2 separate regions of the Homo sapiens genome follow, and region 2 is linked to region 1. A link is an interaction called in ENCODE POLR2A ChIA-PET data of the cell type or tissue named here. Cell type or tissue: IMR-90. All regions are shown on one strand. Links, peaks and the distances in the headings refer to the core of each region. The heading gives the core; the rest is flanking DNA.

Region 1 (7,822 bases), core at 1,590-6,589:
TCAAAGTTCACAATATTTTAAATAAACCTGAGACCTGGATTTGCTCAAGTGGAGGCTGACAGTTAACATTTCCTGTAGATAGCAGTAGGGGTGTTGTGCCAGGAATCTAGATAAATTTAAACATTCATTGGTGACTACCATCAAGGAATCCGTAGTCTAACAGAGGAAGTAGACCCAAAAACAGATATAAAAAGGAGAGCCTAAGAAGTGTTCAGCCATACTAGCTGTCAGCCTGGCAAATGCCTTAACCCCGGGGCTGAAGAGGGGAGCTTTACTGTCATCAGCTTCCCTGTGGATTGATAAATTGGAGGCAGACAGCTAGATCCTAGGGCTGCCAAATAAATCCTTAGGATTGAAATATAACTATGCAATACTTAGAATCATGTGAACATACTTGTACCCTAAATGCAATGTACCATTTCTCTGAAACTTGTTTAGAGGTGAGAAAAAAAATAGTAATGATGACAATAATTACTATAATAAGCCTATTTTCCACCTCTCTGGAAGGGAACAGCCTGCGGTGTGTATCATCGGTGTTGAATTGGGCAGGAAGGAGCCCTGTTTTTATTAACACCCACACACTGCTGGCCAGGTGCATACATGTGTATCAAAGTGTGTGTGTGCGTGTCTTTGCCTGTGAATTGCACTTTGAAAGATGAACTGGAAGTATGAAGAGGAGGGGATAAACCAGAAGCTACTAGGCTGGACGGTTTCAGGAGCTGGATTTCCTCTGAGGCAATTTACGGCTCTGAGAAAAGCCCTGCTCTTCCCTTAGCTGCTTGGCCTGATGTGTATTTGTGCCGATGGTGACTGAGCGACCCTCTCAGCACCCCCGTCTGGGTGTTAAGACAGGATTTTCACCTCTTTGCAGCTCAGGGGGATGCTTTTCTCTCTTCTTCCCAACCAGAAAAGAAAAATCAAACCTAACACCTATAATAGCGAATCTATCACACATTTTTCCTACAGATATAACAGGTATATAGGTATCAATTCCTTTTCTTTTGTCTAGTTGATCACCAAATTAAAGCTCAGAGAAGTAAATTATTTTGTCTGAAGTTGCAGTTAATCAAATGTCATGTATTATAATGGCTGTGTTATTAGCTGTCTTAGTTCTCATATCTCTTCTCTCCCTGCTGTCTTTGGGAATAAGTGAATTTCCATTCGTTCTTTGTCCTAAAAATGAATGACCATGTGTACTTTGGAAAATACCATGAATTTCCTCTTTTTTCTCCTCATATTTTGTTAGGGTATTATTGAATCTACTAGGCTAAAAGAAGCTATAAATTATTTAGCCAATTTTGTCACATCAGTGATCCACAGGATACAGAATCGGGTTCCCTCCTAGTCTGTCTCATTCTAGAAAATTTAGCCATGTCCATGATGCACTTTTTTTCCCAACTTTACAAGTCTCTGCTTGGCAGATTGATATGTTTTTCAAATAAGTATGTTGTTCTTGAATATTTTTAATCTCTCTTGACTGAATGGGGATGAGGAAAGACAAAGCGTATTGTCATCCATTTAATTTGAAAATAGAAATTTTTTCATGAGTATTAATTTTCTCAAAATGAAATAAAACAATGAAACTTTATTGAGTTTGGGCACTGTGCCACTGTCTTCCATTTCCTGTTTTAAAAACAAAGGAAAACACCCCACAAGATTAGCAATGTAGGGTGGCGGGCTGTGTGTAAGCTCATAGCTCACAACGCCCAAAAAATGGACTTCAGGTTTTCAAGAAATCTTTGTAATGACCCAACTACATTCAACGCTCAGGCATACTTGCCTCCTTTTATAGTTGAGGCACCTTGAGGATGGAAGGGATAATATTGCCTGTCCAAGTACCAATGGTGTATCGGTGGCAGGGTCACTACCTGAGTCTGGATGTGGACCCTGAACACTCACTCACGTTTCTTTCTATGCATAAGGGACCCTTTAGTCACTGCCATTAGGTGAAGGTCAGTTCCATAGCAAAGTGTGCAAAACGCTCATTATCCACTTGCTGACATGACTAGTCTTATTGCCTGCTTTGTACATTCCATATCTTCTCCCAAGAATGTGCCTAGCTGTGACCACCCCTCATTCCCAAATTTGTCTTCCTTGTAAACGTTTATTGATATTTCAAGCCCAGATGTCACCTCCACCAAAAAGCCCTCTCTGCCTGCTCCCCTTCTTCTACCCAGTTTTTTCCTCTGTATCCTGCCTGATACATTTATTCACTTAATTGATTTATTCAGCAAATATTCACACCGGGCACTGAGCTAAGCAAAAGTCGTTCACCAGTGAACACAAGTCAGGAGCACTCTGTGCTCATGGAGCTCACATTCTAGTGAGGCAGACAGACAATAAAGGCAGTAAACACCCAGATACACACGTAATTACAACTAGAGTGATGTCATGAAGGAAATAAAGACTGTGCTGGTGTCTGAAGAAACTGGTGGAGGAACAGATGAACACGCAGCCCTGTGGCTTTTCCATGTGCACATCAGATTTCTGGGGGAGGCTGATCGCTCCTTGACTCTCCCCCCATCTCCGCATCCCCAACAGCAATCAGTGCCATGGGCATCCTGCTCACTACGGGTGTCCGTGAGTGAGGGGGGGGGGCAGGAAGGTTGGCTGTGCTCCCAACTGACACCCACCACTGAGATGAAGGCACCTCCCAACCTGGTCCAGCCTGGGTGACAGAGCCAGATTCAGTCTCAAAAAAAAAAGAAAGTGAACACCCACCGTAGTGAGGAAGGTGCGTTGGAAGGGTAAGAACGTGTGATGCTGGGGATATAGAGAGAAGCCTCTTTCAGATTCCCAGTGAGGGCTCTTTCCCAATAACCTTGATGAGGGGCCGTGGGGTGGCTCATTGGGTAAAACAGTATCTAGGGACATGGATAACAGCCTGATCATTGTTCTGTTTATACCTGCACTCTTAATTCTTAATTCTTAGGATGAATTACTAGGGTGTATTACATTCTCTTTAGAAACTTCTTTGGGAAGACGTGAATAATTTTGTAAAAAAGTATTTTAGCTTTCGAAGCATGAAAAGAAGTAATCAACTATCTCTATAAAAGTGCACCTATAAAAAGGGAATAGCAACTTACTACCCAATAATAAGCTCAGAGTGAATGAGGAACATTTGACAAGACACTCTTTATTTGGGGTCTGTTTTCAATTGTAAGAAGAAATACTTGCTCTTGATATACAGGATTCTTGTGAAGATTTTTTAAAATTATGTACTTGAAGGTAATGCTTATATAGTGTTGGTGGGAATGCAAATTAGTTCAGCCACTGCAGAAATAAGTTTGGAGATTTTTCATTGAATTAAAAAATAGAACTACCATTCAACCCAGCAATCCCACTACTGGGTGTATGCCCAAAGGAAAATCATTCTACCAAAAAGATGCCTGCACTTATGTGTTTATCACAGCACTTTTCACAATAGCAAAGACATGGAATCAGCCTAGATACTCGTCAACAGTGGATTGGATAAGGAAATTGTAGTACATATACACCATGAAATACTAAGCAGCCATAAGAAAGAACAAAATCATGTCTTTTGCTGCAACATGGAGGCTGTTAAAGGCCATTATCCTGAGCGAATTAACACAGAAACAGAAAACCAAATACCACATATTCTCACTTATAAGTGGGAGCTAAACCTTGGGTACACACAGACGTAAAGACGGGAACAATAGACATTGGAGACTCTGAAAGGAGGGAGGGGAAAGGGAGGCAAGGGCTGAAAAACTTGCTATTGGGTACGATTTTCACTCTCTGGGTGGCAGAAACAATAGAAGCCCAAGCCTCAGCATCACACAATATACCCTTGTAGTAAACCTGCGCATGTACCCCAAATTGAAAATAAAAATTTAAATTTAAACAAATAAATAAACTATACAGTTTAAATTCTCAAATTGAAATGTACTTTCTAAACCCAAAGTATAGTCTAAATTAAAAAGATAGCTTGCAGCTTTTAAATAAAATGAATTTGTTCTTTTTTTTTTTTTTTTTTTTTACCCTTTTTGGTCAGTTTTGGTAGATCATGAGTTGAAGGCTTGTTACATAATCTATTTTTTTCTTCCTTTAAATTCTGGTTCCTTTAGGTCAAAATGAGATCATTACTTATAGATCCATTAATTATTTAAGGGCAACTGTCCAAATCATATGGAATCACTCTCAGAAATTGTATTACCCTATATATTTTAGTCCGTAAAACAAATATTTTAATAACATCAAGGTGACAAGTATCCCAAGATGTTTAAAATCGTTATACTTTGTATAGTTAAAGTATTTGTAGCTTTTATTAGGGAGTTTTATTTACATTTATGAAATTCTTTTACTTATTCTTTTCCAATTATTAAAAATAATAGACTTTAAAATGTTTAAAGGAAACATTAAAAGTTGAAATATGGACAGTCTATTTGGTTTTTTTCTTAAACTTAAAAAATACATATTCTCCAGTACATTAAGTTTTGTTTTAAATATAACTCTCTTCAAATGTGTCTATACCATAAATACACATGGAAATACAAATGAGTTTTTACAATGTCATTGCAACATATTATCAGTAATAAACAGAAGTTTTTTTCTGTTAATTATAAGTGACATAAAAATCTTTGCAAATAAAGATATATAATAACAGAGGAGGTTCTTTGTCAATTTAATGAATTATTATAACGATTTTTTATTCAAAAAATCAATGGAGTAAATACTCGCTTGCCAGCCTAATTTGAGAGGTGTGAAGGTATGCTTCAATTCAAATGATTCTCTCTCCATTGGCATCCCAAATTTTATCATTAGTATTTGATTTTCTTGATGTTAAACTTTGCTTCTCCTGGTGAATTTTTTAAAGAAAATACATTATATTTTGGGAAGATATAATTAAATTCTCTGCAGTGCCTTACTGCATTTGATTTTAGCCAGTTGCTTTGCTCTTTGAGAATGGGGTGTCTGGAAAGACAGGGATTCTGAACGGAGCCAGAACCAAGAAGCAGGGTTGCTGTAAATCCAGCCCTAAACAACAGGTAGCGGTCACTGACTGTAGTGGGCCAATATCCATGTTTCTGGGTGGCAAATGTGTGTCAGGGTACATGTGTATGTTTTGACATGCCAGCCATTTTAGCCCGTCAGCTTTCTCTGTTAAATTCAGCACGCCGGTCAAAAGGTTTATATTGGTCTAATTTATTCATTTCTTCATTGAGAACCTGAAAGTGAAGGAGATGGTTAAATGCTGCCTGAAGTGGAATTCAACAGAAGTTAATGTTTCCTTCACTATTGTGTGTTTCAGAGACTGGAGCACAAGGAGGTTTTAGTCGGCTTGTTGTTCCTGGTGTTCCCGTTCATTCCAGCCAGCAACCTCTTCTTCAGGGTGGGTTTTGTGGTGGCGGAGAGAGTCCTTTACATGCCTAGGTAACTATTGCACGTGACTTCCTCCTACAAGACCTGCCCTCTGTCACCAACATTGATAGTTCCAGAGAGACAGTCTTCTGTGTGTAGACCATTAGATCCTCATGGGACAAGGGATATTATTATTTCAGCTTTAAAAACAGCCACACAGAAGGTTGGATGAGAGCAAATGTCCACACATGTACTCTTGTTTACAGTGGTTTACCTTCAGTTGCAAACTTTATAGTTTAAATGTGAAATATTAACTTGAGTATATTCAGGATTTTAGTAGTAATCATTTATCACTACATCTATGTCTAAATGGGTGTTATTAAACAGAATTATAATACTTTTCTAGAAATGTTTTTTGACTTGCATAAAAGTATTATGTTCAGTAGCATGATTGTAATTAACTTCTTTTGTTCGTTCTTTTTTCTTCAATTTAAAAATGGAAGCAATCTCAAGAAAATTTGTCCTTGGGAAAAGAACAATGATTTAAAAACTAGAAAAGACATTCAAATGTGTGTGATTACATAATGCCACTTAGCTCTGAATGTTTGAACTGTGCTGAAGCTTGTCTGTTCTCTTGTCTTATTCCAATGTCATTGTTCCAAGGCCACTTTTCTTTTCAGATGCTTGAAAATGTCACTGAATCAGGAAACCAAGTCTTGGTTCTGCCATTTATTGGTTGACTGACCTTGAACAAGACACAAAGCTTTTTTTGCCCCCAGATTTTCTCATTTTTACAATAGAGATTTTAGTAAACTCGCTAAAATTAACACTTTGGACTATGATACTGCCTTTTAGGAAAGTTCATTCTTCTTCTATAAGTATGAACTTTCCTAAAAGGCAGTATCATAAACCAAAATGTTAGGAGGAAATGAGTGTTTTTTATTTATGATATTGTACTAGAAATTTTAAAACACTTATAATTAGAAGTGAATTTCATAATCTTTGATTCCTTCAAACCAAATACCTAATAGCTTTCTTAACACTTTGCAGCATGTGGTTTTGACTTGGTTAAGGGGAAAGCAGCCCTTAATTGTTTACTGTGTCTTCAGCCCAATTTGGGAAGGAGATGAGTGCTTGATAAATACTATTCAATAAGGACAGAAATACAACACAATTCTTTATATTCTACGTGGTTTAAGGTAAGAGTCTTGTGAAGGCTTGCCAATAATAGGGAATACACCTGTAGTATAGAAGACCAAAAAGTGGCATCAATCTGTGTTCTAAATATGTTTTTGCTTAGACCAGTTGAATATATCTTAGCTTTTCTTTGTAGTACTGATGATTCCAATGGAATCATTCTTCATTTGATAGATATTCATAGAGCCCCTCTGCCATAAATGCTCTACTAAAATCTAGTGCTACACAAGTAAGTGAATCTCAGTGTCTGCCCTCAAAGAGTTAACTGCCAATTAACAAAATGGAATCTCTCATATTAAGCGTTTAATAGGTCCTAATATTTTATAAATACTATTGTATTCATTAATGCTATTTTGTCATTAATTGCATCAAAATTTTATTGCATTTTTATTATATTTCACTTACTATTATAAGCATGTTATATTCTTTATGTCAAGTAATTCACACTGTAGTAGTGGGTCACAGCCTGCCCCTGAAGTCAGAGGGCCTGCATTCAAACTCTGGCTTAAACATGATCGTGATTCCTCTAAGCTTGTTTTCTCATCTGCATAAAATGGAAATAGTAATAGCACCCAACTCAATGACATATTGTGATCATTAAATGAAACCGTTATAGGGCCAGGTGCAGTGGCTCATGCCCCAGCACTTTGGGAGGCTGATGCATGTATATCACTTGAACCCAGGAGTTTGAGGCCAGCCTGGGCAACATGGTGAGACCCTGCCTCTACAGAAAATAACAAAAACTTAGCCAGATGTTGTGGGATGCACTTGTGGTCCCAGCTACTCAGGAGACTAAGGTGGGGGATCTCTTGAGCCCGGAAGGTTGAGGATGCAGTGAACCATGATCGTGCCCCTGCACTCCAGCCTGGGTGACAGAACCAGACCCTGTCTCAGAAAAAATAAATTTAAAAACATGAGATGCCAGGCGCGGTGGCTCAAGCCTGTAATCTCAGCACTTTGGGAGGCCGAGGCGGGCAGATCACGAGGTCAGGAGATCGAAACCATCCTCGCTAACACAGTGAAACCCCGTCTTTACTAAAAATACAAAAATTAGCCAGGCACGGTGGCGGGCGCCTGTAGTCCTAGCTACTCTGGAGGCTGAGGAAGGAGAATGGTGTGAACCCGGGAGGCGGAACTTGCAGTGAGCTGAGATCGCGCCACTGCACTCCAGCCTGGGAGACTGCAAGACTCCGTCTAAAAAAAAAAAAAAAAAAGAGATGATTATATATAAAACTTAGAAAGTGTTTTGCATTATATATGGTCAATAAATACTAAGTATTTTTATTGTGATATCAGTTCCCTG
Region 2 (7,822 bases), core at 1,895-6,894, 160 kb before region 1:
TCAGGCTTGGGTCACCACATGTAGAGTCATGATGTCTTACCCAGTTTGCAGACCTATGCCAGTTCCTTGAGGTAGAGCCATTTGATTGACATGGAGTTGGGGTCCTTTTGAGGAAGGACTCTAGTCCTTCTCTGCTGTGTGTCTCTGTTTCACAAATACAGACTGTTACTGTTTTGTTTTGTTTTGTTTTTCCTAAATCAGAGCTATTGTCAAAGAAGAAACTTAAAAGACAGTGATGGGGTTTATCTTAAGCTCCAGGCTGTGGGAGTGAGGAAGCAGAGGGCAGCCAACAACTCTTTCTTCTCCCTTTCTCTCCACCCCACAACCCCCTTTGGTGCCAGATTTTGTGACCCCATACCCTTTCCTGGGAAGGGATATGGCATGCTGCAAACCAGCTTATCTGAGAACTCACGGCCTTACATTTCTGGGAAGTTTTACAGGAAGGCAGAGTGAGTTCAGATGGAGAAGGGGCGATTTGGGTTCATATTTGTGGAACTCTGGAAGGTTTTCAGATAGTGAGAGATGGCTATTAAGATTATTTCCAAAAATATTATTTTATTTCCTACTGCTTGGCCTAGTTTTAAATGAAGAATGAAGGCTACACCAAATAAAATGAGAGATTCTTGAAGTCAAAGGGAAAGATGATCTTTTCCAATTGCAACTTAATGTAAGTTCAGTAAATTTTCATTTAGAATCTATTGTATGCTGAGTGAGATGGATACAATGACAAAAAGAAATTAGTTTCCTATAGTGTATGAAAAACGTTTGAGGAATATAGTTAATGAGTTTTTTAAAAAATTGGTTAAATACTTTCAAAGGGGTACATTCAGGGTGATATAGAACCTGAGATGTTCTTTTTAGATGGTATTTCATGTGGGTTGTCATTATACTTCTTTGTGGACATTTCTGGTTATCCAAGCAACTGATATAATTTTAAATCTTTAAATGTGTACTAGCTTCAGTGTTACCTCCTACTTTGAGCTGAAGCCTGCCTCTCAGTACTTTGCATATTAAAAGTTGAAAATTGCTAAAAGGGTCAGGCTGATCTTAGAGTGAGTGAAGTGAGCTGGATGTGAGGTTATGTTGTAATACTTTGCATTTCAGGTACATGGGAATATTCTCCTCTTCCAGAAATATGCTTTCTCCCATTTTTCTTCAAGCAGTCATTTTGACTGTCTTATTGCCCATGTGTGATAGTCATGCAGGCTCAAGAAATATTTCACTTTCCTCTTTACCGTACACAAAAAAAAATTGTGTGCATAATGATAAATGAATGCCTTCAGGTTAGGAATATGATAGGAATTGGTAGAGACTATGGCAAATTGTGAGCCCTTGTCCTCTCGAGATGGGCACACAGATATTTCCATGCAGCCGTGTAGGCCCAGAGTTGTCAGGTCTTCTAATATTTCAAGAGAAGCTGGAAATTTTTATATGAAGCCACCAGTTTTTAAAACCCTGATAAATAAAAAAGAAGTATGAAAGTAAAACAGAACAACCTGCAGGCTAAACCTAGCCTTTGGGAAGACAGTTTGCAACATCTTTATTGGATTGTAGTTTCCCCTTAGGGAGCTACTTAGAATAAATGCATTCCTTTAGTATTGCTTTTCATTCATCCATTCATGTTTATTCATTCATCTGAATGCCTATTGTATGATAATCATGAATGAGGCATTGTGCTAGACACTGTGGATGTAGCCATAAATATGGCAAAGATCTTTTCCCCTGGAGAACTTGGCATTATTTCTGTCATCTTTCTCTAGGCTGAGCATCTTCCATTTCCTCAAAGCTACATTCAAGAGGCATCATTTCTGAGGGTCTTCCCTCCCCCCTTAGCATCCTGAAGTTCTCCTGTGAAGGTGCTCTGTGTTTAAAAAGTCCTCTGACTGTCTGCTGCCCCACTTTGGATACCACCTATCTTGCCTCTCCCATCCTCAGGTAGAATACCTCCCTCTTCCCCATGTCTGCACCTGGTAAGTTCTCCCACTGCCAGAATTCCTTAACATTTAATTCGCTGTTTAATTACCTTGCCTGCTCCTACTATGCTGTTAACTCTTTGGGAACAGATGCCACGTCTTACTTCTCTTTGTATCTCTGGGCCCTGAATCATATCTGACATGTAGTATGTGCTTAATAAATACCTGATTGTGTAAATTGAAATGAAAAATTGTTTGATTTGTGCAGTTCCCTGTCTGTCTGGTTTGGTCTGTTTTGATAACTGACACACGTTAACTCTGTGTACATAGGGCAATGACCTATGTACAGTTTTAATCTAGATTGCAAGTATTTTGTTGTCTTTTATATCCCCATGTGAGCCTTTATTCTTACCACTATTCCGTCTAATCCTGTTAGAATTAGCTAACAATTTCAGCCATTTAAACTCTTTGTGAATGTCAGTTAGTTCTTCTGGTACATTAATTCTCCTTTCCAGATAAAGGCATTTTGTATCTTGATAAGTATACACTGTATAGTTTCATTAAACCTTTGATAAAAATATTGGACAGAACAGAGGTAATATCAGAACCCTGTGACATACACTGGAGATCTCAGTCCAAGGAGACATTGATTTATTATTCACTACTCTTGGTGTTTGCTACAAATCTATCTTAGGCTGTCTTGTTTGCAGGGAGATTTTGAGAGATTTTGATAAACGCCTTTGTTAAAATAAAGATGTGATGCATGCATCACATCCCCTTTTCTATTAAATTATGAGGTTAATCAGTGAACCCCCTTTTTGTGAACCCATATTATCTCCCAGAATCAGAACTTCTTTTCTCTGTGATCACACGTAGAATACGCTAGAAGCTTTCGTTAGCATTTTGTCTCAAGCTTACTTGTCTGTAATTTGGAGAATTCACTCTCCATCTTTTTAGATATTTTAAAAATATTCCTAACTCCAGATTCAGGGTGATTTCTTAAAGCTTAGATTCACCAATGTTAGGTTCCAGGTAAGGGACTTTCACAGCATTATGTCATTACTGCGGGGACTCCTCATTCAGCAATTTATTTTATATTTTGGGATCTAATTGAATTCACTTCATACACCAGGCATTCTTGTGTGTACGTTTTTAAGCTTCTGATGCATGAACGATATCTTGTGCAAGCGTGTTTTTTCTATAACCCCACAGATGGAATTAGGTGCATTAGGGCCTGTTATTAAATTTAAGCCAACCGTCAGAAGTCTCTCTATTCTGCATGTCTGTCTTACAGAAGTATTTTTTCAGATTTTGACTAAGTTCAAGAAATAACATGGATAACGCTTGGACATTTTCAGATATGACACATATGAACCACAAAGGTGATTCATGCCTACCATTTTATACTGTTTTTGGAAGGAGAAAGGAATATATGTTAAATACCTGATAAGAGTATAGGTAACATAGTAATAATGCCATCTTTAATGATGCTTTTCAGTTTTTGAATGGTTGAATAATAAATACTTTGCAAAAATAAGCCTTTTTTTTTCTTTTTAAAGAAATGGTGCTATTATTTGTGATCCAAATTTATTATCTAAATTTTAGGATCCATGGGAGTAGTCAAATTTATCAAGGATTTGGCTTGTTAGATGTCTTGCCTTTCTCACTATTGCCATTTTTACCATTTACACTGTGAGATGCATTCTTGTACATTCACTCTAACATCTTTTATATGTATATGTACATATGTATGTATTTGTATATATACTTATGTATATATAGTTTATATATATTTTATACAAACTTTTCTTGTTACTTCTTTATGGAAAATTCCTGGAAGTGGAATTTTCAGTCAAAAGTGCATACCTTTTAAAGCCTCCAATGCATGTTGCCAACCAAGAGACCTTCCAACTTGGACACCTACCGATCAGATGTGAGATTGCCTGTTTTCTCTCATCCTTGTCAGTGGTGTGAATGAATTTTAAATGAATGGTTTAGTGTGGAAAGCTCAGCCTGCTGAAGTGGAATGCAGTGTAAAATCAGTCTCAGAGGGGTGGACTCTTAGGGAACTGCATCCAAGTTCTCCAAGGACCTGGACTTGGTCTTGACCTTCCTTAACAATTATCCCATCCCAAGCTTTCTGACTTCAAGCAGCTCTGCTGCCTCGTGTGTGTTTCTATACAGGAATGGCATGCTGGTCTCCCCGCTTTGTTGGACCTATGAGTTCTCTAGTTCACTGCCTATTCCTTTTTCCCTCTGGATGGGCAATTTCCCACCAGGCTCCTGTATTGAGGATGCTGGGGTGTGTGCAGACTCATGAGTCTGCCAACATACAGCTGAGTCAAATCTTGCATCAGAGCCCTGGAGTTGGATCCAATTCAACAATTTAGTTTTCTAGGCTTAGTTAAGACTCTGATTACTTCAGTGGGAGTGAAAATGGAGTTTATTAGTAACTATGACATTTGCATTCATATGTCCAAATAAATCTTGAGATGTTTAAAATTCTGTAGGTTAAAGCTGTGCATGAATTACGTCAATTATTTAGAATACGCGTATGTCATCTCTAAAGCTGACTTTTTCATTCTTAGTTGTTTTGGCAAAGAAGAGCTGTTTCTATAAGAGAAGCAGATCAAAGGCCTGAGAATTGAAGACCTGGGATTGCTGTTTTGGTAAAATTGACTAGAATACAGACAACTGTAGGCAGCACCACTTAGGGTATCAGTGCTCCCTGGAAAGAACCATACCTTGTGCAAGTGTATTTTTTCTGTAACCCCACAGAATCAATTGGGTGTATTATGTCCTGTTATTAAATTTAAGGCAACCTTCAGAAGTCTGTCTATTCTGCATTTCTGTCTCATGAAAGTATTTTTTTAAGATGTTGAGCAATTGGTTTTCTTTCCCTTTGTGGTTCTCTTTTAATTGCTTTGTCACAGTCTTAGAAATCAGGTACTGAGATCTGTGGGAATTTATGTTAAAAACATTTAATACACATTGTGGAACATGATGCTTTTGCTCATCTTTTCATTTCAGCTGCAGCTGGTAATAGCCTGTAGGTTCCCTAAAGCTTCCTTTGTGGGGTGGTAATTAGGTGATGCTTCCAGCTGCATAATCTAGAAACCTGGTTCCTGGTGGCACCATGGGTGAGAGAACACATTCATGCTTCATTTGTCCCAACTGTGACTATAATCGTAGTTTCATGGTTTCTGTTCATCTCCGGTGTATGTGGCTCTGACCCATGGCCCTTTGGACTTCCCTTTCAACACTCAGTTGCTTGGGAAGAGCCAGCAGTGAAAATAAGAATATTAAGGGGGCATATTTGCATTAGCCATGGAGTGATGGAAAAACAGGCTCAGCACCTGTTTGCTTGCCTTCTCAGTGAGACCAAAGTTCCCTGAAATAATATTGTATTGTATATGCATGGATTTCTGCACATGGGACAATTCTGAAATAGGAAAAATGTGATACATACCCAAGGCTAAAAAATAACCCAATGTTGGGAATCATTTAAAAATCATTAATCTAATAGCTTATCTTTTTAAATGATGGATTCCGTCTGTGTTCCTTGTGTTTATGTTGAGTTTGTAGCTAATGCAGTTTTTTTCTTTTTTCTTTTGTTTTACAGGCTAAACATATTTTTGACTGGTATGAACCCATTCTACTTTCATGCAGTAAATATAATTTTACACTGCTTAGTGACTCTTGTGCTGATGTACACCTGTGATAAAACTGTCTTCAAGAATCGTGGACTTGCTTTTGTAACGGCATTGCTTTTTGCTGTACATCCTATTCATACTGAGGCGGTAAGTGTAATTGGATCTCAGTGAAATAACGAATATGAATGTGTGTATGTATACGTGTATACGTGTATACACACACATATATATACATGTAAATATGTGTGTATATGTAGATATGTGTGTGTATATAGATATATACATGTAAACTAAGCTGATCTTTTTTCCTTTTCAAAAACATATGAGTTCACTCTATTAAAGTGTTTATGTTTATATATAAAGCATTTTGGTTGACAACTTTTCCTTTTGAATGTTCAAATTGGTTTTCTTGCACCTCCTGGATTTAACTGCTTTTCTAAATAACTGCTGTTATTATTACGGGTAGTAATGAATGGCCACAGTTTGTTCAGTTTTGTATTTGCAGATAATTTAAGTCCTAATGTGTTTTAAGCAGCAAGGGCCATTCGAGACACTTACCATGCTGAGTCATTGTTCCTGCTCCACATTTGTATTTTATCTTTTCTCACCCTGCTATATTTTATAATGTTTATTACGCAGAACTGTAAGTGCTGGGGAAGAACTATAAAAAATTAGACTGACATTCTTCAAGTTAGAAAGACAGACTTAGGAGCCTTACATACTGTTTCCCAAGTTACTTAATAGGAAGGGTAGTTATTGTGTGGGTGATGAAAAATTTATTTAAAAAGTATTGGCTGGGTGTGGTGGCTCACGCCTGTAATCCCAGCACTTTGGGAGGCTGAGACAGGCAGATCACTTGAAGTCAGAAGTTCAAGACCAGCCTGGCCAATGTGGTGAATCCCCATGTCTACTAAAATTACAAAAAAACTTAGCCAGGTGCAGTGGCGGGTGCCTGTAATTCCAGCTACTTGGGAGGCTGAGGCAGGAGAATCACTTGAACCCAGGAGGTGGAGGTTGCAGTGAGCCAAGATTGCACCATTGTACTCCAGCCTGGGCAACAGAGTGAGACTCTATCTCAAAAAAAAAAAAAGTATTGATAGCTATGGCCCTTTTTAAAATATTTATTTAATCATTCCATGAATCAGATGGCATTTTTAAGCTGCTTTGTTTCCCAGCTCAGTAAATACAACTGGTTTGTTTGATGTGCATGGCTAGGGGTAGATGAAAACTTGATGAGAGGTCCATGGGCACCACAGTTTTACAAGACTCTTTTCCAGAGTTTCAGCTTGCATCTCTTTGGACGCTTCCCTGAAGCTGATCTGCCTGAGTACACACCTGCAGTAAAGATGTCATGGTGGTTTCCTTCTCCCTCCTCCATTTCTCAGTTGCCCTCTGCTCATTTTAACAAAGTTAAGGAATACCTTGTGTACACCAGCATCTTACTATGCCCCAGGTGTACAAGCCTCTGAGGTACCTTACAAAGGAATAGTCTGATATATCAGTGTCAGCAAGGCATTCTCCAATTAAGGCATCACAAACCCAAAGGAGGGCTTCACATCTCTCCCTGTCTAACACGTATCTCTATGAAGAATATAACATGGCCTTAGAAGTAAGGTATGGTGGCCTGTGTTGCTGTTCTAAATTCAGAAGTGACATAGTTGTCATGGGGATGCATAATAGTATGTTTATTTGAATGGACACAAGAAGTCTGATCTGACCAGTTGGTTTGATGATGAGGACTGGTTTGCCAGTTAGGCTCTACGATGGGCATTTTCCACCAACAAAATTCTAAATCTGTAAGCTCAAAGTTTTGACAAAAATATATTTTGATTGGGTGATGAAGAAAGATCACTTTATAAAAAAATTACACTGTGAAAGGTCATTTTCCCAACTCTTTGTGAGTATTTTAGACTGAGCAAGGTGCCTTTAAGTGGATGAGTATGAGGCATAAGTAATAGTCCTTTGGTGAGTCTCAGTAAAGCTTTTCTGCTGTACTTAAAAGAAATTGTGACAGTAAATGACTGTAATGACAGGTAACTCTAATGATGGCTATGTTTAAATTCTTTGCTTTCAACCAAATTAAAGGAGGACTTGATTGCACTGTCTGTTGGTAGATCATTAAAAATTATGTAAGGTGATAGATCATTATGTGATATTTGCCAATAACTTGGAGTTCAAAGAATAAAGTCATTGCTGTAACAGGTCTACTTCCATTTTCACTTATTTATGTGAACATCCTATGAAGATGAAAGCTAG

Evidence for each region. Peaks named below come from ENCODE experiments on the same cell type or tissue, not always from the same donor. Only the 100,000 strongest peaks of a DNase experiment are listed, where the experiment ranks them.
Region 2: POLR2A ChIA-PET joins it to region 1 with 9 read pairs; 3 of 35 experiments call an interaction of 5 or more read pairs at or near these places.

Annotation. Positions count from the first base shown.
Region 1 is chr12:29,601,750-29,609,571 of GRCh38, reverse strand. It overlaps TMTC1 (transmembrane O-mannosyltransferase targeting cadherins 1), which reads left to right. Exons shown (of 18, transcript NM_001193451.2): 7 at 5,273-5,394. Among named protein-coding and RNA genes, the nearest start is that of OVCH1, 110 kb to the right of the region's middle. In IMR-90, for the core only: no CTCF peak of the experiment used is centred there; no DNase peak of the experiment used is centred there.
Region 2 is chr12:29,765,789-29,773,610 of GRCh38, reverse strand. TMTC1 (transmembrane O-mannosyltransferase targeting cadherins 1) reads left to right here. Exons shown (of 18, transcript NM_001193451.2): 2 at 5,536-5,713. Among named protein-coding and RNA genes, the nearest start is that of TMTC1, 14 kb to the left of the region's middle. In IMR-90, for the core only: no CTCF peak of the experiment used is centred there; a DNase peak (open chromatin) is centred at 4,280; H3K27ac peaks cover 777 bases.